Regions from separate parts of the Homo sapiens genome. Here region 1 is linked to region 2. Evidence: read pairs that join two places in POLR2A ChIA-PET (ENCODE). Cell type or tissue: CD4-positive, alpha-beta T cell. All regions are shown on one strand. Each heading gives the region's core, and the rest is flanking DNA. Links, peaks and the distances in the headings are about the cores only. Region 1 has its middle 54 kb from the start of RUNX1. Region 2 overlaps RUNX1 (RUNX family transcription factor 1).

Region 1 (11,458 bases), core at 1,963-9,962, 120 kb after region 2:
TCTGCTAAATGTTCTCTGAAATGACTCCCTAGACACAGTTAGTCATTCTCATACATCTGCCCCCAATGACCTTTATTTACACCATTATTTAAAATGAAAAAAAGACAGGAGGAAAGAAACTAGATGTTATCACCTTGAATTTTAGTGATTTTTTTCTTTATCTTTGAATCCCATACGTAGCAGAGTGTGAGCATGTGGTCAGTACCCTACAAATATTGTTGAGAATGTCTTGGAATCATATGGATCCCAATAATCTCCTAGAAAATCTATGAACCATTTTAAAGGTAAAACAGCCCTGGTTCACAATGTTTCATAAATGTTTACAATAATAGCGAGTACTTCTGGAGTGCTTAATTTCTGGCCACAGTTTATATTTTCTTGGTTAATCCTTGGCATACCCCTATGAGATATGCACCGTTACAGGCTCCATTCAACTGATAAGGACACTTAGGTTCAGAGATGTTGAGTGATTTGTCCATGATCACACAGCTGTCAGAAGTGGAGCTGGGACTCCAACCCAGGGAGGACGTCTACAGAGCCTAGTTCACACATCTCTGTTCTTCCATCCTTAAACCTTGTAGAATGCAGTGGAGGAGCAAGGCAAGCTGCGGGCCATGGGGATTCTTTATTCTGATTATCTGAAAAGACCAAAGAGTTTAGACTGCTCACTGGGCTTCCCTTCTCCCCACTGTCCATGGAGAACAATGTCAAGGTCAGCTTTAAATTTCACCACGTATGGTCTCATTGGAACAACTGATGAGTAGAATAGTCCATTTATTGTCTTATTTGAGAACTCTGTAGAGATTAGTTTTATAACATTAGTAAAATACACCTCAACATTTTGACTTTTTGCCTCAAAGATCATTTTAACAATTTGAGTCACTGTGATGGGAGTTTAATATTTTTAAGCAGCATATTGACAAGTGTTTCATACACAAAGAAGCCAAGACAGAATTGAAGCTTACAGTGTCAGGGAGATAGTTTGCCTACTGTTAATATTTGTGTCATTGGGTTTGTAACTTTACATATGATCACAAACGTTATGTTACATATTAACATAAACATCCTCAATATTCAAATCTATCTGTGTTTCATTTGCATGGTGTAAGAGTGATAGCATCTGTCACTTAAAGAGGTTGCCTAACAGTCTTTAATCCAAAATAGAAATGTGTGAGATTTTATCCTTTTCTTTGATGCTTTGTAATTATACAAGTTATATTTTATCCAAGTTTATATCCATCAATTTTTATCTAAGTTTATATCCATCAGGTACATCAAAATAAAAATATTTTAATTACCTCTTGAAATAATTTGTCCAAGTCAATAAGTGGCATGAATTACATCACTGAGGCCATAACAAGGATACACAAACATGGCAGAATCACACAGATTGTTTGTCTACACAAACAAGATGGTAGAATCCATCCTGTTACTGAGACTTTTCCAGAAAAGCCTATTATTTCTGCAAGCAGATGTGGTTTAATCTTATTTGAATGGTATTTTTGATATAATGTGCCTGGGAATTAGGTAATGAAATTGGCTGTGTGCATTCATGTGTTCATTTGTTCAGGCATGTATAGAGCCTTCTGTAGTGAGCTTTATTCTGCAGGATAGACTATAATGGTACTTTCTTCATTGCTACAGTCTTGGCTTGCAATGCTTTTTTCTTGCTGACCTAAAACCCATCTCTAGACCTAAGGAAATTTATTTTCTAACACCTTGAGATAGTAATATGCTGTGTGTGGAGGAGATAAGATCATCACTTAAATAAAAGCTAACACTGAGACTTTCTCCTCCCTGGCCATCTGCACATTGGACAATACCTGACTCCAACCTAAAATAATCAACTCCAGAGTTATACTTAATGCCTCTGGCAGGCCTGCCTATTGCCAGAGAGTTTTGGGCCTAGGAATAAAGGCAACAAGGATTGGCCATTTCTGGAGGTAGGAAGCAAATGGAAACTCATAATTTTCAGATGGCTCTGCATCTTTGGGGTAAGAACTGGATGTTTGGGGTGTTTTATAGACTATATTTATTTGTCCATCTATAGCTCCCTACCCTCCATCTCCCTCTCTCTCTCTCTTCCTCTCACCCCTCCCATCTATTATTTATCTCATTTTAGGTCATTCTTAACATAGCTGTAGAAAAAGTAAACCTTCTGGTGTGTTTTAATTCTGGATCCCTCAGGGTGACCTTTGGTCTTTGGGAACTGTGGTTTATGCTGGTGCTGAGGGTGGCCATGCAGCTGTGGAGACAGGGAGGGATAGAGGGGGTGTAAATGCACTTTATCTTCATGGCACTCCATCTTGTGACTCCTGGCATGTCACAGTGTGTACTGCGGTCCCATGGACTCAACTGGGCTTTTATAAATAATTTGCATTGTTCATTTAGTTGCAGTTTAAACTACAATATATGGAGGTTTAAAGAAAAATCAAGTTACCACTGGGGTGTTTTGCTCTGTTTGCAAATAAACCTCTCTTCCTATATAGAGGAATATAAAAACTTAACCCAATAATATGATATAAAGAAAAAACTGTAGCCAATATGTTTGGGTTAGATTAAATAAACAAGTGTGCTTATTACACTTTTACTATTTTTTTTTTTGTGGTTTTATTATAAAGTAAGAAATCCCCTATCACAAATAATACCTTATTTTTATAGACTCCTATCCTAGGGCTGTCAAAGAGCTTAATTCCAGGGATGAAACTTCATTCTCACAGGACTCACCTGGGGAAAATGTATATTTAGGCCTTTTAATCTCCATGTCTCAAAGCATAAAACTAGTGATGCCATAGATTAGCTCCTCCTTTCCCTGAAATGCAACATGCACTGTACATGCATGCGCTGTACTGTAAAGGAGCATCACATGCATGTAGAGTGTGCAGGGAAGACAGGAAATGAAAATGCATCTCCCTGAGCTGTAGTTGGTTTAGGTAAGAGTTTATGGAAAATACGATTATTGACTGGTATGTATTTCAATGTGTGTTAGGTGGAGTTGCTCATGGACTCTTAGAGTTGAAGTGGAACAGACAGGTCTCCCAGCTCTCCAGCTCTGTTAAACAAGAGAAAGATGCTTGTGATGCCTCAGCTCAACTGTAATGAGGTCAACTCCTATCACTGCCGTTTCATCTCAGTGTTGATTCAGAACGCTTCCAGTTAAGTCCAACGCCCAAATCATCCTCACAAATTCCGTTAAGCCACAGCTCCCTCATCTTACTCTACACCCCCTCAGAGGTTTATTCTCATTCCACCCACTCTTAATTTCCCGCGGTCCTCCCAGAACTTCGGTTCCTCCATTTGCTTTCAGTCCATCTGGATCCACCTGGCTTTACTTCCCTCTTTATCCAGCCCGGCCTCCTTGGTTGCCAGGGTTTGTCAGTTCTCACTGGTAATCTCTCTCCCTCCTTGTCTACTTGTCATTCAGAGCTGGCAAAATTCCACCTGGGAACCCATACATCATTGGCCTTCTCCACTCTCAAGCCTGGGGGCTGAGCCCAGCTGGAGAAAATCACTAAGATCCTTCAACCAGTCCCACCAGGAAGCTCCCGCGGCTGTTCCAAGCTCTTGCCTCTCTCCCATGCTCTGCTTCACTGTCCTCCTGTCTCACAGCAGATTGTCCGGCCTCAGCTTCCTGCCTCAAATGCCCAGATGAATGCATCTGTACCCAGACCCGTTTTTAATTCCTGCTCCTTATTTCCTCTCTCTCCTGCCAATCCCATCAGCCATGCTCTGACCTGCTTTCTCTCCTGCTTCCTCCAGACCTTGTTCCCTCAACCCTCTTCCCTCTCTGCAGTATCCTCATCTCCCTCTCTACTAGGCCTTCCCCTTAGCATAGAAGCACACTTACATGTTTCCTCTGTGTACAAATAAACATAGCAATGAGTTTTAGAAAATGTTCCGTTCAACACGCTTTTCTTGACGTTCTCAATTTCATTGATTTCCAATTCCCCCAACTCCAGGCACACTCTCCTAGGGCCACACCCTGCATATTACCTGGAATTCTTCCTTCTCTGCCAGGATCCCTCTCACTGCCCATAATATTGTGTTATCTTTTGTCATCATTCTGTGTGCCTACTACACCTGTTCTTTGATCTCTTAGGGGCTCCGATTGCTCCATTTCCTTGTTGCCTTCATTCCTATTGCTTAGTGGCCTGGATCTCATGGCTCTTGCCTTGAAGCCATGAAGCTCATGGCTTCAGCCTCTGTCTGTCTACATCTTCTTTCCCATTCTCATTTTTCCACCACACTCACTGGTAAACTCCATCCCTGGATTAATACAACCATCCACCCTTCCTACACCTGGACTACTGGTGAAGCTCACATACCATGAGGGTTGGTGCCCTATGCAGCTATAGCCTCCAGCTTGAACTGGAAGCTCAGCTATATCCCACTCTCCTTCCACAGGTCCCATAATACCTTCCTCTTCCATTCCCCTAAATCATTGTTTCTCTACAGTCTTCAAATCCCCCTTGGAACTATCTCTTCTCTTTCTTTTAGGGGGTGACAGGTCTTCTTAATACTCCAATTAATGAAAACTGACTCAAAGTGACACCTTCAGTGCTCTGTCTCAAGCACTGGTTACAGATGGACCTACTCTCAGAGCCCTGAAATTTCCATGGAAAAAGTGATACCCACTTCTCACAGCTAATGTTCCCACATGGACTCCAGTTCCTATCCCCTACTTGCATCCTTCAGGGTCATGCCTTATTAATCATCTCATTATCTTTCATTTCTAGTAACTTTCGTTCTATTGCCTCTTCCCTCTAAGCACATATAATAACTATGTTTAAATCTCCATCCACAAACCAAATTAAAAATAAGAACAAAGCACAAAATTCATCCTTGATCTTATATCTTTCTATACTGTCCACTTTCTCTTTTGCTTCCATCACAGGCAAATTTTTGGAATTAATTAATGCTCTCCCTCATCTCATAAACCTTCTGGGGACCTTGTTTCTGTTCCAGCATGCCACTCAAACTATCTTTAAATTACTGGGACTTTCCTATTCTCATGCACATTTGTTTCATGTTCTTCAACTTCTACAGGTGCTTTGTTGGGAGAAATTATCTCCTAGATTTCTATGATAGTTTACTCCAGGTTAACTCTTTCCTCCTCCCACCATTTCTTCTCATGATCTTCAACAGGTTTCTCTTCCTCTGCTTTTCTTTAAAGTGTTTCTCAATCCAAGAGCCCTATCGGAATCCTGCAAAACCTACCACTGAGTTCTCCTTGATGAAGTGTTTCCTAAATGAATCCCTTAACCAATTGAACTCTCTCATTTAGAGATACCCAATACTATGGAAATTTACCATCCTGATCATCATTTGTTCTTTGTATACTTTCCTTATCTGGCCCATGAGTTCCTCATGAGCAGGGTCATGGCCCTATGTCTGGTTGTGGCTTACAGAGAAGACAGCCAGTCAGTACTTGTTTAATGTAACCCAGTTGAGCTGTTATCCTTTCTCTCTGTTGTCTGTTTACATTATATATTAGCTGCCCTTACAGAAGATCTGTCCTGCCTTTGTTCTTTTACTTGACTCTCATTTTAGGTCTTAGCAAATTTTGCAAACTTCTTTGAAGCACAAAGATTCTCAACACTATTTCTTACTTGCATTTATGTTCATCTTCTTTCCTTTTTTTTTTTTTTTTTGTACAAGTGTTCTTACGTCTGACTTTACCAGAGAATTTCCTGTTTGGCTACCTCTTGAGATACTTCCCCATTTTCTTCCCAGTCGGGATTGTGCTATGAACAAGGACCCTTCCCTCTCCAGACTTGTTTCATGCTCACGTCTTAGAATTCCACCAATCTTTGCTCTAAGCTTTTAGAGTTCTGCCTCCTCAAAAGGCGGTCACCCACCTGACAATACCCAGCTCACCCATGGTTGGCTGTGGGAGGCTCTAGAGTAACCTGCTCCTTTTATCTCCAGGGCCCCCGTCACTTCCTCCTTGGTTAGAATAGATCCAGAGAAGCAGCTCTGCCTCGCTTCCTCTTTGGACTGAAGTCGATTTCTAGCAGCTGTCCCTGTGGGCTCCCTGCACCCGGGCCCCTCCCTCTGCAGTCACCCAACCTCTCTGGCAGCATCTGTGCTGTTTGATCCATGCCTGGAAAACATCAGTGCTTCCTCCATCTGGATGGGTGGTCTCCAGCATCGTCCCACTCTCCCTCCCTCCTTTAATCTTCAACCAAACTCTCTGTGCACATTCTTCCATCATGGTCACACATTTCACTCCAGGTGTATATGGCTTTGACTGGCTTAGCTATTGATCCTATTTCTTTTGAACATGGCATTTCCTAGACCTTGGTGTTCTAGGCCAATTAAAAACCTGCTTCCTTATATCCTGGTGAGGGCAAATAATGGTGTTTACCTTCCTGCATTAATATCCAACATGCATTTTATTTGTTAACTATATTTTATCCCTACTCATTTGGTACATGAACATAATCACTCATTCTGTGCCTCTTCAAGTTATTCCTGACTGTGAATTACTTGACACCACTAGTATTATTTTTCTCTGTAAACTTTCCCAATATTTATTTGATACTACACATTTTGCAGAACAAAGCCTCGATTATTTTTATTCTTTATTTTTTAATTTTGACTTTTAAAGTTCCTTATTTTCTATTTATTATTCTATTGTTCTATACAACAAAGTTAATTATTACTGTTAACTTTTTTAAAAAAAAACTTTTAAGTTCAAGGGTACAAGTGCAGGTTTGTTACACAGGTCAACTTGTGTCATAGGGGTTTGTTGTACAGATTATCTTATCACCCAGGTATTAAGCCTACTACCCAACAGTTATTTTTCCTGATTGTCTCCCTCCTCCTACCTTCCAAACTCCAAAAGGCCCCATTGTGTGTTGTTTCTTTCTGTGTGTCCATGTGTCCTCATCACTTAACTCCCACTTATAAGTGAGAACTTGTGGTATTTGGTTTTCCATTCCTGTGTTAGTTTGCTAAGGATAATGGCCTCCAGCTCTATCCATGTCCCTGCAAAGGACATGATCTTGTTCTCTTTTATGGCTGCGTAGTATTCCATCATGTATATGTACCATATTTTCTTTATCCAGACTATTATTTATGGACATTTAGGTTGATTCCATGTCTTTGCTATTGTGAATAGTGTTGAATAACTTAGTTCAGCCATTGTGGAAGACAGTGTGACATTTCCTCAAAGACTTAAAAACGGAAATACCATTCAACCCAGCAATCCCATTACTGGGTAAATACCTAAAGGGAGAACATTATTTTTTATTACTATTATTATTTGACCATTTTGGGAGGTTATCTTCACGATTTATACATGATTTTCAGGAACCCCTATTTCAGTACAATAATTTATGATGCAGAAAATTAAATCCCGTCCTGAGGATAATAGTAATAGTAGTATTAGTGGCAACAGCACTAGCAATAGTAGTAGTTATTCTATTAAATATCCAATACATATTTATTAAGCACCTATTATGGGCCAAGCACCCTGTTATATGTAGGGGAGAAAACAGTGGAATACATTCAAACTGTCCCTGACCCAGTGGAGTCTGCTGTCTCCTGAGGGGCTCACATATTCACATGAATAAAAATAAAAGTTAGACCTATGGTACAGGCATGGCAGAGGCTACTGGTCACCCCCCACTAACCCAATCCATCTGTAGATTTTTAGGGGTAGAACCTCTGAGGTAGCTGGACTCATGGCTGCTCAGCCAGAGACAGAGGCCATATCTCCCTCTTAACTGAGAGGGAGCATTCTATTTAATAAGCACTTCTACTGCACTCCCTGACCGCTAGCCACTGTCCTAAGTCCTTTAAGCATACTAGCTCGTCTTATCTTCTTGAGAACACTTTGAGGTAGACAGATGAGGAAACAAAGGAACAGAGAGGTTGAATATTTTAAGTCACACATCTCTTTTTCTTAGAGATGAAGTCTCACTCTGTTGCCCAGGCTGGAGTGCACTGGCATAATCTTGGCTCACCGTCACCTCCATCTCCTGGGTTCAAGAAATTCTCCAGCATCAGCCTCCCGAGTAGCTGGGACTACAGGTGCGCCCCACCATGCCTGGCTAATTTTTGTATTTTTAGTAGAGAAGAGGTTTCACCATGATGACCAGGCTGGTCTCGAACTCCTGACCTCAAGTGATCTGCCTGTCTCAGCCTCCCAAAGTGCTGGGATTATAGGCGTGAGCCACTGCGCCTGGCCTAAAGTCACACACCTCTTAAGGGAAGTAGCTAGAGTACAAATCCAGCCAGTCTAGCTTCAGAGTCAATGCTCCCTGTGTCTATGTATAGGCATAGATTTTTCAATATCATATGTGTGTGTGTACATACAACCTATATGTGTAAACACAAACCTGCAGACTGTGTGTATGTGTACAGAGGTCACACCAGTCCTTCAATTAATTAATTTATTTATTTATTTTTGGAGACAGGGTCTTGCTCTGTCTCCCAGGCTGGAGTGCAGTGGTGCTATCTCGACTCACTGCAACCTCTGCCTCCAGGGTTCAAGCAAATTCTTGTGCTTCAGTGTCCTGAGTATCTGGGACTACAACCAGGCACCACCACGCCTGGCCATTTTTTTTTTTTTTTTTTTTTGTATTTTAATAGAGATGGGTCTTCACCATGTTGCTCAGCCTAGTCTCAAACTCCTGAGCTCAGGCAAGCCACCCGCCTCAGCCTCCCAAAGTGCTAGGATTACAGGCGTGAGCCACCGTGCCTGGTAGTCCTTCAATTTAATACTGCAAATTTAACCTTGCTTCACTGTACGGCATCAGCTCCTTGGACATCTACACGGACTGTGGACACCATTTGATCCAATGTATAGCTAGTTCTCCCCATGGCTATTCAACTATACGTGCCCCCAGTATTCAAAGGACATTTGGAAACTCATCTGATATCTCCAAGTGCTGCTGCAAATAAGATCCTGATGCTGTTTTAGGCACCTGAGTAAAGTCAAAATCTAAGTACAACTATAACTATGACAGTTTTAGAGAGATTCTTGGCTTACTGCTGTTGAGCCACTTACACAATTCTGCAGAGAATAAATGTAGGAGAGAGCAACCTCTTTCCTGCCACCTGACCTTCACTTGGTGGTCAGTCGTGTGGAGCTGGACGTCACTGTCAGCTTCAGTGGAGTCCAACTGCTGACAGATAAGTGGGAGCACATGGCACGTGCGAGATAAGAGCCTATAAGAGCCTGGCGGCCTGAAATAAATGGCAACAACAATGCTCTTCTAAGTGGTCTTCCGAGAAAGCCCTGTTATCATCAGCATTGTTCACACTTAGTAACAACTTTCCTTGAATGGGGTTTTCAACATGTTTGTTCCTTTCAGTCTGAATTATCTGCCAGGGAAGAAACTCTTTCTAAAGTCCGTCAACAGTTGTGAGATTGGGTTGAGGCTCTCAAAGGAGTTTCCGGCTGTTGTCAACACAGCAGGAAGGGGCAAGGATAAAGGGTGATTTAGGAGCCTGTGCCTGGGTAGGTCCTGCCAGAGCCAGCCCAGCCCAGCCCAGCCCAGCCCAGCACAGCACAGCACAGCCCTGCCCAGTAGGTCACGCGAGCGCCATCAGCCAAGGCTTTTGGAAAAACCTATGACAAGGTTTTCAGCTTTTCAGAGATGTGCCAGGACTAACGCAGTGTTACTGGGGAGAAATTAAGAATGTATCCGACGTGTGATTCCCAACTTCATTTTCTGCCTACTCGCTTTAAACAGCCAGTATACAAGAGGCCACTCAGCCATGGAGAAAGTCCCTGAAAGTTCTACGAGATATTCTGATCTTAGTATATTGGGTTCTTAATCTGAACCATATTGAAAATTCCACCATGTAGTTTGAGCTTTGCAAAGTCAGGTCCCACCATATTTTTTTTTTTTTTTTTTTTTTTTTTTTGAGATGGAGTCTCGCTCTGTCGCCCAGGCTGGGATGCAGTGGCATGATCTCAGCTCACTGCAACCTCCACCTCCCGGGCTCAAGTGATTCTCCTGCCTCAGCCTCCTGAGTAGCTGGGATTACAGGCACGTGCAATGATGCCCGGCTATTTTTTGTATTTTTAGTCGACACGGGGTTTACCCATGTTGGCCAGGCTGGTCACAAACTCCTGATCTCAAGGAGTCCGCCCGCCTCGCCCTCCAAAGTGCTGGGATTATTCACAGGCGTGAACCACCACGCCCAGCCCCATCATAATTTTTCTGTAACTCCCCAGGTGACCAGTGCATCCGGCACAGTAATGCTCAATAAACAAGAGTTAAAGTGAACGGAAGATGCTAAATGCCACCGCCGATTGTCATCTACTGATGTATGTTTGAGAGAAATCTTACGGTGATTTCCCACAGCTGTCCTGGAGTCATATAAAGAGATATTTTGAGGGATTAATTCTAAATATTGGGAATGGAAAGAGAGAAAAGCTCTGAGAAAACTTCTTCATTTCGGTGATCAGGAGAAGATGCGTAAAGTATCATGACTTGCATTTTTACTCTCTGGACGAAGTTGTTTTCTTATTATTTTTTACTTTCATTTGTTCATTCACTCATTTACTGATCCACAGGCTTTGGAGTCAGACCTAGGGCTGTACCATCCTACTGTGCAGCTATGGTGGGCCATTGGGCAAGTCTCTGGTATCTCTAAGCCTCAATATCCCACCAAATGTAAAACTAATTCATTCAGTCAAGAGATGCTTTTAAGCACCTCCTAGGTTTCAGGTGTGGAAGAGAGTGAGCAAGAGAGACACAGGCCCTACTTTTGTGGAGCAACTGAACATGAAAGTATCAAATTAGAATATAGGTTTGAAGAAATGTGGAATGATGCACACAGACACAACAAGACAGAAAATATGAAAGGGTGAATAAGAATGATAAGGACTAGTTAAAATTTCAAAACGAGAGACTAGAGAGAGAAGAAATGTTTGAGGATAAAAGGTTGATGATTTTTCAGATATTAGGAAAGACAAAGGCCTTAGGTCCAGAGGGGACATTTGTCCCCTCTGGATCTGGAGATATTTGTATTATAGTGACATTACAAAATGCCAGAGATGATAAAAATAACTTAAAAGCAGCCCTAGAGAAATGACAGACATCAAAAGGAATAATAATCAGATCAACAGAAGTTTTGACAATAATGGATCCGCAAAGACGATAAAATTCTAAGAGAAAATAACTTTGCCAAGCCACTCTACCTTTCAAAAACAAGGTTGAACACATTTTCATATAATAAGATGTAAGGACTCTCACCTTGAAAAAAAATCCTCATGAAAGGAACTTCTAAAGGACATACTTCGGGGAAAAAGGACATAAATACAGAAGAAATATCTCAAACCTCAGATATGATCAAGAGTGTGAGCAAAGAAAAATTGGTAGCCACGTGGATAAATCCAAACATACTTTGACTGAATAAACCAATAGTCACATTAATAACAAATTATAGAATAGAAAACATTGTGGAACTAAAAACCTAACTAATTAAATAATGGTAA
Region 2 (11,458 bases), core at 2,093-10,092:
GATATTCTTTGGAGAAATCTCTGTATAATTTAATAAATTAGAGTGGTTGAGCATATAATGTTGTGTTTTGTTGTTGCTGCCGTTTTACTGACTATGGCTATTGTGTGAATTTCTGTTTAATCAATCAAAATTATCCATTTTGTCTTTAAAAAGAAAAGAAAAATTTGAAAAATAAGAGTAGTCTACACGGTGTTGAATTCCCCACTGTACCCAAAGATCGATGGCTCATCCTTCTGAAGAAGGGAATTTTGAGCCAATATAATAATAATTGGTGAACTGCTATTATCTTTCAATGATCTTCCATTTAGAGGAAAAAACTTACTGCTTTTACAAGCTCTGGAAAACTACCCCAGGAGGGTTATCTTGGTTCACTGAGCTTGGGCTATGGATTTAGGTACCAAGCAGTTTGACAATCTTATACAATTTTTCTTTGGTCAAGTCACTCCAAGACTCCTATCAGCCAAAACTATAATTTGATGGTTCATCATTTTTAACCTATTACTACCTGCTTTTGCGGAGAGAGGGGTAGGATTTCAATCCCAAAACATACTTTAAACTGTCATTACAACATATACACATGGAAGTGGGGACAGTCAGGTATTTGATCCAGACTGGATTATGTGTGACTTCACACATACTTTTAGAAGTTACTTCTACAAAGATATTTGGAGCTTGGAAACACACTGGAATGACTTGGCTGTAAACCTGAATGGAGAATGTCGCTGGAGAGGCCAAAAAGCTGTCTCCATCTTTCTTCCAACATCCTTCTAGTGTGACCTATTGCTATGTAAGGAAGGTAACTGTTATTCCATCTACTTCATAGTTTTCATCATGGATTCATGAGGCAATGTGTAAAATGTCCAATGTCTTTAGAGTAAACAGCATTTTTTTTTTTTTTGAGACGGAGTCTCTCTCTGTCGCCCAGGCTGGATTGCGGTGGCAGTGATCTTGGCTCACTGCAAGCCCCGCCTCCCAGGTTCACCATTCTCCTGCTTCAGCCATTCTCCTGCCTCAGCCTCCAGGGCAGCTGGGACTACAGTCACGTGCCACCATGCCCGGCTAATTTTTTGTAGTTTTTAGTAGAGACGGGGTTTCACCGTGTTAGCCAGGATGGTCTCGATCTCCTGACCTCATGATCCGCCCGCCTCGGCCTCCCAGAGTGCTGGGATTACAGGCATGAGCCACCGCGCCCCGCCCATAAACAGTATTTTTTGACCAATGAGAAATCTGTAAAAAATTCTGCCATGATGACTTACTTTCTATTGATAAGTATGAGGGTGCTCATTCTACGTTAGTTTTCTACAGAACTCAAAAATAAGTGGTCCTTGTGGAATAAATGAATGGAAATGTTGTTTTACAAATAAAAAATAAACTTTCCTTTCATTTTTACTGTCCTCAGGAATGTGACAAAAAGCATAATTTTGATGTGTTATTATTTGTAGTTTCCCAGAAGGAAAAATATACTGTCAAAGTTAGGGATCTATTTTTACCAGTATAACAAGATGTCACTGGGAGACCATTACTTTATTGGAAAGTTTTTGTTTTTTTAAAACTTGTCTACTGCAGCTTCACATATTTCATAGTTGTGTGTTTCCTGGTTAAAAAGCACGAAACTTTTCAACATTTGCTGCTCATTTTGTGAGCCAGATCAAGGCAAGGAAATTCCAATATTTATGAACAACTGTAGAGGGTAATTGAAGGATAGTCTGCTGTTTCTGCCAGTTCTACTGATAAACTGTGGGCTGTTGTATTGTTTAAACCTCTGTCTGCTGGAAGGCTTCTTTTTCTGATACTGAAGCATGTTTTCCTAAGCCACCTGGATGCAAAGAGGAGATTTTCAGGTGACCTTGGGGTCTCTCCCTTGCCAGACTTCTCAGACAAAACACACACACAGATACACACACACACACACACACACACACACACACACACACACACAGCATCTTTGTCCATCCTGGGCCAGGTAGGTTCTTATGAGACAGACCATTATCCCTTGAGTTTGAGAGAGTAAAGATCTCTCGTAATTTCCATCTCGCCTGCAACTCTGAGCCCTGAAGGCTCCAGTCAAGCACAGCTGACTGGGAACTGTCAAGTCTGGAGGATGCTGCATATATTCCCATGCCTGGGTTCTGGAATAGCATCTGTGACCCACAGCCCCCGGAATAAGAGAAAGAGTCTTTTTGGATTTGATTTTGTTCATAGATATATGCTCCAAGATATGCCTCAAGCGTTATATGCTATACATCCTCATAAGTCTTTCTTATAAGTCATAGTCTTTATAACCAATGCTTTTTTTTTTTGTTTGCATAGGTTGGCAACTCAAAGGTCAGTACCAAGGATTCTCTATAACTGCCATTGAACAATATTACAATATTTATTAAAAAAATCTTTCCATAGGTATTTTATCAGGTGCTCTACAAGAGAACTACATAGGCACATATGTGGTTTGGAGGGACTTACAGTCTCATTCAGGAAGACCTTGACAAACAAATGCTAACATAAAAACCACCAGACTGCTATTTAGCCATTCTGTCTGGGATGACTATATTAATTATTTTATGACAGCGTTTCTTTCCTTCTGAATGGTTGTTACCAGCGAGGTACCTTTTGCTCAATGTTTGCTTAAAGACATGTCTATATATTATCTGGCAAGTCTATTTCACGTCTGTTTTAAAGTCATGTCGGTTTTAAGTGCATTAGATAGCACTCTGATGATGTTCACAGTAGTATAAAAACATCAGCTTTGAAATGTTGGGCTCCATTTTCATTAACAAGTTTTTTTCTCCCCTTGGTCCCAAAGCAACCTAACAGAGAACAGAGGGTAGGACCAAGAGTGAGGAGTGCTGGGTCTGCCAGGTGGAGGGTGCTGGGTTCGTCTCAGTGGGCTCCAGAGCCAGGTCGCCTGCCCCAGAACACAGCTCTGCCCCTGCTAGCGCATGGCCGAAAGCGAGCTACTTGCTGTAAAATGGGATTAAACAACACGAATCCTGCAGGTTGGTGGAAGGATTAAATGAGTCAATATACATAAAGCGCTTATGTATAAGTACCTGGCTTGACAGCAAAGGCTATATAAAGATCTGCTATTATTACTTTGGTCTTGGCTTTGTCACTGAAGAGCAGGCTGTGGAGCCCCACTGAGTCTCAGTCTCTTCATATAAACAGTGGACGAAGTTCTCTGGAACCATTAGCCTTGTCGTTTTCTTTCTAAATAAGGCATCTTGCAAGTACCCAGGGAAAAATCACACCAAGGAAGAGACCACACAATTTATTCACCAACGCAGGCCAGTGGGCATAAGCCAGGCCAGTATGGGTCACCCCACATTTATCAGGTCCTACGTAGCCTGGGGATGGGGTATTCTGCCTGTGAAGATAGGAGGAGCTGGGTCTTGTTTCAAATTATGAGGGTGGTATTTAAATAGCACCCATGTTTGGCTTCACACTTTTCCCGAAATCTCTCTTTATTCCCGTCTCATAGGCAGAATCAGGACCAACATCACTGAACAAAGAGACACGAATTAAAAATCAGTTGTTTGGATTTTCATTTCTGCTGAGTGTTCTCTTTTAAAATGACCTCTGCTATCCCGAGGGAAACAGTTTTCCCCATTACTGACGGAAAGTGAAGTCTCCTCAGAAGGAGGATTTCCCTTCCAGAAATTCAAAACCAGAAAAACTATCAAGACACTGTGATTGTGTGCCAGTGAACAGCCGTTTCCAAAGATTTGAATGGAATAATTTGTTTTTCATGGTTTGTAGGTAGCAGATAAAACTTACATGGAAAAATGGACAAGAAGAAATGGAAAATAAGACACAGAACCTGGAATCATCAGCTTAAAAAGCAATTTGCTTTATTTCAGCTGTGCCCAGAAATAGCTTGAGGTTACCAAGTGAGTATTTCTACTGGAAGCATCAGCTACAATTAGGTCACCAACTTAGAGAAGACGTAGGCGGAAATTTAAACACCAAGTCTATCATTATAAAGGTACTTTATCAGCAAAACTGTCAGCTATGGATGGTTGACTTAAAATTATTAAGAGGCTAAAATATCAAAGGAGAAGACAAGTCTGTGGAAGGGTCCCTCCTAAGATCAACAACAGCTGAGGGTCTAAACATGAGGAAGCGGCTTTAATAGCATTGCTTGTGGAGTTCGTTTTGAAGTCCTTAACTTCCACGCCAATCTGATGTGAGAAAAATAGATGCTTCCCTTTGGAGTCCTTGTTCCAACCATGGAAACCTGGGACACACACTTAATTCTGCTGGTGACAGAATGACAAATCTGTTATTGTTTAGGATAAGTGAGGCATGGCAATACTCTTCTGAATTTCGGTGAAAATTAGATGTGAAAATCTGTAATGGTACTATTCAAGCTTCCCCTTAAACAAGAAACATTGAGCAAATAAAAATATGGAGTCCCTGGACCTATTCTAGAAGCCTGGTGCCAAGGAATAGATTTTGCATGGATCAGCTTAAGCTCACCCAGGAATGGATTTAACTTTCTCCTGGAAAATTTATTTGAAAGTCCAAAAAAAAGAGTATTCATTATTTATGGATTTAGTAATGACTAGATTTTACAAATATTTGGATCCACATGAGCCATGGAATTCAGAATAATATTATTTCCTGCCATATTGGTAACTGATTTTTCAAAGAAGATTTTACTTGATAGTTAATTTAATCCATTTTGCTTGATTATTCAAATGTTCCAAAACACCCAGTGGTGGCCTATTTTTTTTTGTCTCTTTTCACTATAATAATATGGCTTGATGTTTCACAATGGCTGTATCTGTTTCCTTAGCTACAAAATGGTTCTGAGACCGGTCTTTCTGTATCTGTAGGTCATTGCCATCAGTGCAGCAAGGAGCCCCCCTCAACAAATCTCTCTTCTTTATATGGGGCTGATGCTTGGCCAAAAGCCTGCAAGGGTGAGTCTCAGAACAGCTGCTAAAAATGCAGCTGGATAGTGAGACAGAAGTGCTCAATGCCAGTTCGCTGGGCACATTCGTTAGTACATGCCAATGCTGGAGGAGCCGTACAGACAGAAGGCACTTCATTTCATCCGCAGGTCACTAAATGCCTTTGTCCATTTCCTGCCTTTCCTTTATCACATGGATATTAGCGCTTATCTACTCAAGTCATTATAACTATAAATCGCTACCATCTTTCTTACCAAGGATTTAGTCTTTTGTGCCACATACAAGGTGTAGAGAATTCTTCTAGGGATAGACTTCTAAGTCCAAGCTACCCAGGGAACTACCATTTACATCATTCATTAAGTAAAATAAAGATTGTTGTTGATGAAGGGGTAGCTCTTACTAGGGTCCCAGGGTTAGTCCAAGGCTCAATTATGAAGTCAAAAGGGGTGTGTGTGTGTGTGTGTGTGACGGAAAGAAAGAGAAAGAAAGGGAAGGAGGAGAGAGTTTGGATTGGGAAAGTTACCATCCACTCTCCTCTTAGCATACCTAGTTGTCAATTTTCTGTTTATGTTTTATATAGCCTCATTAATGATTGCGATACTATTACTATGTTTACTTTTTTTATTTTTATTTTTTGAGATGGAGTCTCACTCTGTCACCCAGGCTGGAGTGTAGTGGCGCGATCTTGGCTTATTGCAATCTCCGCCACCCGGGTTCAAGTGATTCTCCTGCCTTAGCCTCCTGAGTAGCTGGGATTACAGGCGCGTGCCACAACACCCAGCTAATTTTTGTATTTTTAGTAGAGACGGGGTTTCACCATGTTGGTCAGGCTGGTCTTGACCTCCTGACCTTGGGATCCGCCTGCCTTGGCCTCCCAAAGTGCTGGGATTACAGGTGTGAACCACTGCATGTGGCCTATCTTTACTTTTGAAATAGGAAATGAACTCAGAAGTTAAACCATCTTTCAAGGTCTTATAACCGTTAGGTGGTAGAACCAAGATTTGAAGCCTAGTTGGTCTGTTGCCAAAGTCCACTATATTAAGCTGTTTCCCAAGTGAATCTTTAGGAACATTCCAGGCACCTAGTTCTTCATCCTTTTTGGTTCTTTCTCTCATCCATGATGTCTGGTAGGTTACAAAGAGAGAAGGCATTAAATGTGTTGTTAACCAGCAAGCGCATGAGGTAGAAATTTTGGAGGATTAAGGCTTTATTGAACCCACCAAATCATACTCCAGGCATCTGTCTTGTTTTTCACTGTAGCTTCTAGGAAGGTTAAGCATTAGAAACTCGAATGGTGATGTGAATCATAGGAAGCGCTAAGCTAAACTACTGAATGAGTCATTCTTTCCAGAGACAATGGCCCTTATTTCTCTCAAACTCTTAACAGACTTACAAATGAGGGTAGAAGAAAAGCTACTTAAATTTACTACCCCTACTAATAACACCAAAATAAATTTATTACTCTACTACAGAGCTTTCACTTTTTCATAAGTTGTTATCAACATTTTGATTTTTGGGTTATCAGAACATCTAACAGCATGTTCTAAATGTCAAATAAAAGGTAATTACATGAAATGATAATGATATACAATCTCTTTACTGTCTTATCTAAGACAATCTCTTTTGTGTGCTGGGAGTACAACAAACTTGATTCTTGGCTACCTGGGGCAGGGGTTTAGATTACTAAGAATCCTAGAACTACACACAGTCTGCCATAAAACTTATCTGTGGAGGAGACCATTGCAATAGCTATAACTCTTTGGTGTGTTGTGGGGGGAAAATGGTTTGAGACTCACTATTTCAGAGGAAGTGGTGGCAAAAGGAAGAGGAGAATGAAGTTGGTAGCTTGCAGAAATAGCAGAGTGGAGTAGCTAAAACTTAGCTAGTGGTTTGGTGTGGGGGTGGAGCAGGGTCATCACCATTAACTCTGAAGTTTAGCCCTGCTGACTCAGGGGCCAATGGTGCTGCTGCCAGAAATAGGGGAGCTGGAAAATCTGAGAAGATGATTAATTCAGCTGGGGACATATTTGCCTCAAGGTTCCTCAGAGGGGCATCCCCAGTGGATGTGTTCAGAAGTCAATTGAAAATAAGGCCAGCACCCAGAAATGGGCTGAGCTGGAGGGTTAGAGTTGCCAGTCATGGGTCTATGGTGTTCAAGACAAGAGTGGCCAGATTCACAAAGGGAACAAGGTGGACCAGAGAGAGAAGAGAGCCTGGGACAGGGTCTAGGATGTATTTGGAGTAAGAGAGAAGGAAGAGTAGCTAGAGAAAAAAATGTGGAAAAAGCAGTGATAATAAGATAACAGAAGAAATCATCACAGTGTGAAAAAGCAAGGCCAAGGATGGATAATTTGTTCTTGGAGGATGAAGTGGCCTAGACTATAAGCCCCAGAGTAGCAAATCAGTTAGCAAAGTGGCCAATCTCAGTATGTCATTGTGCACCAGAAGGTCCCATATGAGGGCAGAAAAAAAACTATAGAACTATACACAGTCTTCCATATAACTTATCTGTGGGGGAGGCCACTGCAATAGCTACGGCTCTTTGGTGCGCTGTGGAGGAAAAATGGTTTGAGATTCACTATTTCAGAGGAAGTGGTGGCAAAAGGAAGAAGAGAAAGAAGTTGGTGGCTTGCAGAAATAGCAGAATCAAAAAGAAGAGTATTTTAAGACAAGAGAAATGCCCAGCCAGTGGAGAGAGACCAGGAGTGGAGAGGAGAGAAGTGCAGGAAGGAAAAGAAGGGAATGAAGGGTTGATGGAACAGTTCTAGAGGAAGCTGGAGGGCTTGAGTGCAGAAGCACAGTTATGTGGCACATGTCTGCAAAGTAGTTGGGCAAATACAATGTCCATCAGAGAGAGGTCACATGAAGATGCAGATAGACCCCGTCATGTGAAGGAAGGAAGTGATCAGGTACTTTCCATAGAACTCATTTCTCTTCTCAGGAATACAGGGGTGACAGGATCTTCCCAGAGGACAGGCTGCATGGTATGGGGGTCAGGGCTGGCAGCCCAGGCCAGGTTTGGAATAGCCCCAAAATATATAGCATGGTAGGAGGTTGTGCATGGATATATTGAGTATTCAGTGCACAGGTTAGGATGAAAAAATTGTGTCAAAGTAGTTATGTGATTCCAATAATACTTAGAAGACTTAGAACAAGAGCAGAGAAAGTAAGTGGTCATCCTGAGTTAATAAATGAAGGTAAAGAACTTAGCACTCCATTGAAAGGTACAGTAATTTAATATTGATATTAGATTGATGGGTCCTTCATTTCCCTATGGTCTCATCATAGTTTCTTGCAATAGGGATGACAGAGCAGGGAGTAATAGGCTGCCAGCAGGACCTCAATGGAGTGACCCAGTCTTGGGTTCAGGCCCATCGGGGCAGAACTAGGTTTGTCAAAGGGTGCTTGCTGACTGGCTTGGAGAGCAGAGGTAGCCAGAGGTGTCTGGGGTCACCATGAAGACGGCAAGTACAATCTGTAGGAGTGGAATAGGCAGGGAAGGAGTAGAAGCTGTGGATGGAAGAACATTCCAGAATGTGAGATCTTGGAGATGACACGATTTTTTCTCTGAAAGCTCTCAGCCCATGGTGAGCATTAAAACACTCTCAGGGCAACCACACACCAATCCCTATACTGACCCCTACTCCAAATGTTTAGGGTGGAGCCCTTTGGGGATACCATATGGGGGTTTCTTTAATATTCCTCAGTGGACTTGGCTTCCTTTCTCACAGACAGACAGGGACTGTTATGAATGGGGTACACACCTATTTTATTCACTCATATTTTATTATCCTATATTATATTATTATAGTCATTTCACTGCCACCAACATTTCCTTCTCCAACGATGTGGTATGCGGTGTAACAAATGGTTTTAGAGAAAGTGTCTGGTGGTCTATCAACAACTCTGACCAGACTTTTTTTTTTTTTTTTTTTTTTTGAGACAGGGTCTCACTCTGTCACCCAGGCTGGAGTACAATAGCACGATCATGGTCGCTGCAGCCTCAACCTCCTAGGCTCAAGAGATACTCCTTGTCTCAGCCTCCAAAGTAGCTGGTACTACAGGCATGCACCACTACACTGGGCTAATTTTTGTATTTTTTGTAGAGATGGGTTTTGCCATGTTGCCCAGGCTGATCTCGAACTCCTGGGCTCAAGGGATCCCGCCTCAGCCTCCCAAAATGCTGGGATTTCAGGTATGAACCATTGCACCCAGCCCAGACTGTTTTGGCTGATCATTTATGTCCCTAGATACTGTCCACTGTTTCACCTTCCAGTCTGCCTTGCATTAACTTTCAATGCTCTTTCCATCAAATCACACTGGGTCCTATGTCAAAGGCTGGCACTGTTTGTTTCCTCAAACCTGAAAGTTGAAAGGTCAAGATTCAACATCATGCACCAAGAGTTTAGTCTGTGGAGGAGGTCTCAAAATTGAGGATGGAATAACTAACTCCACAAGATGGGGGCAGGGAGCAGGAGATATGTGGCATTTAGCAAAAAAGCCATGGTTCCCTATGTGTCTCCCAAATATCCACATCTACCTAGAACCTCAGGTTGTCACGCTTTTTGGAAATAAGGTTTGTGTAAATGTGATTTGTTAAGATGAGGTCATACTAGATTAGGTTGGCTGCTAAATTCAATGATCAGCATCCTTATAAGAAGAGGAGAAGACACACAGGGGTACACAGAGAGATGCCATGCGAAGACAGAGGCAGAAACTGGAGTAATGCAAAGATGACTCAAGGGATGTCAAGGGTTGCTGGGAGTCACCAGATGCTGGGGGAAGCAAGGAAGGATCCTCTCCTGGAGCCTTCAGAGGGAGCACAGAAATGCCAGCGCCTTGATCTTGGAATTCTAGCCTCTAGGGCTGTAAGAGAATACATTTCTGTTGTTTTAAACCACACAGTTTGTGGCAATTTGTTATGGCAGCCACAGGAAACTAACACAGTCCCCTAACCTCAACCACTGAGCTTCACTGACTAGCTGGGAAGTTTCTCCCAGGAGGCCATGTTGTCCCTGAAGCCAGTCCCAATGGGACCGACATGATTGACAGGCCAGGGAAGCCTCACCCCACAAGGCTGCATGCCCAGGTAAGTGTGTTTCTTGCACCGCCCTTGCCATGACAATGGCTTGTTCTGACTTACGGCTTTGTTACTTTGAACTTCAATCAATGGCTGAAAGAGGAACGTTGTTTTGACTAGGCTCGGGGTTTCTAAACTCCCCACTGTGTGGTTTCCAGGTCAGACAGTCAGGCTTTGTTCTGTGAATCATTGCTGAAAGATTCAATTAAATCTCGCTTCGTCCGCCTTGTGGCCAGGGTTTCAGTGACTTAGCAAGAACAGGAGCATGTAGCCAGTTGCTGAGGAAAGCCAGACATTTGAGGGGAGCGGGCTGCTGACACGAGGCAGGGAGCACAGAGATCTTCGGGGCTCCAGACAGCGGTGAAGAATGAAGTCCCCAGGCGCCCAGCTTCTTGGCTGAGAAGGCAGCTGTTGATTCCTGACATACTAATTTAGGACCCGAAAGAGAAAGTGAGGGGGCTTTGTAAAATCACTTAAAGGAGGCTGAATGTCAAGGGGGAGATGAGCCATGTGTTAGCACCACTGTCCTTTTCACGCAGGCATGAGAAAGAATCACAAATGTGAGTCTGGTTGAGATCTTTATGGTTAGGAGGCCTCCTTTGAAGTCTGACATCGCTAAAAAAATTCTCATAAAACCAAAGAGGGGGAAAAAAAGAGCATTTTATCCTAGCTAGGAGAGCACCAAAGTATGTGGAAAGGAGAAAAGGCTACAGCCCTCTGCAGAAACAGGAATTCGGCAGAACCCCAAGTCACTCAGAAAAGAGAAAATGAAAGACAAGATTTCTTGAAGTGCCTGGAAAATGCTAGCTTCGTGTGCAGACTTGCTCTAGAGGGGACAGTCTTGTGTGATGCCAGAGATCCAGGCTGATGAACAACTCCCATCCCCAGGGCACAGGTGGCCTGAAATCACGGAGATTCTTAGAACCTCAGTTTGGTTTCTTATTTATAGAATGAGACAATTCATGCCACCTCTCTTTTCTCTTGCAGGATTTTGTGGGGCTCAGAGGAGTTGCTGTTTGTGAATTCACTCTGTAAATTTCTAGCATCCTATAATTGTAGACAAGTCAGTATGCGCCCCTCCTCAAGGCTGGGCTTAGGATCCCAAGACATCCCTATTGCCTGCACCACATCGGGTGCCAGCTAAGGTAGAGGAGGGGTGCCAAGGAAGATCAGAGAAGCCCAGCTCCTGGTGCCCCTGGGGTCAGTACGGTCCTTCTTCCCTTGTATCTGCAAAGGACTTGTGGACACAGCCGGGGGAAACATGGTTGCTAAGAGACTGGCATTGCTGCACTTTCGAGGACACCAGGCGTGTAGTCTCATCTTTCATCAACATTCCTGGGGCTGCTCCTTTCATACATGAGCCCAGAAGGACCAGGGCGGTGCAGATCCCAGGGAAGGGGATGGCAGGGCTCAGCTGCCCAGCCTGCTGTCCTGCTGTGGCTCTGTGCTGCAGCATCATCTAGTACTT

What was found. ChIA-PET counts read pairs that join two places held together with the same protein. Peaks named below come from ENCODE experiments on the same cell type or tissue, not always from the same donor. Only the 100,000 strongest peaks of a DNase experiment are listed, where the experiment ranks them.
Region 1: POLR2A ChIA-PET joins it to region 2 with 5 read pairs; 2 of 35 experiments call an interaction of 5 or more read pairs at or near these places.

Annotation. Positions count from the first base shown.
Region 1 is chr21:35,097,270-35,108,727 of GRCh38, forward strand. No RefSeq gene overlaps it. Among named protein-coding and RNA genes, the nearest start is that of RUNX1, 54 kb to the left of the region's middle. RefSeq lists a silencer at 7,962-8,140. In CD4-positive, alpha-beta T cell, for the core only: no CTCF peak of the experiment used is centred there; a DNase peak (open chromatin) is centred at 5,922.
Region 2 is chr21:34,977,042-34,988,499 of GRCh38, forward strand. The region is part of intron 2 of RUNX1 (RUNX family transcription factor 1); the gene reads right to left. Among named protein-coding and RNA genes, the nearest start is that of RUNX1-IT1, 57 kb to the right of the region's middle. RefSeq lists an enhancer at 10,329-10,378. In CD4-positive, alpha-beta T cell, for the core only: no CTCF peak of the experiment used is centred there; DNase peaks (open chromatin) are centred at 6,240 and 6,890; H3K4me3 peaks cover 980 bases; H3K27ac peaks cover 2,309 bases.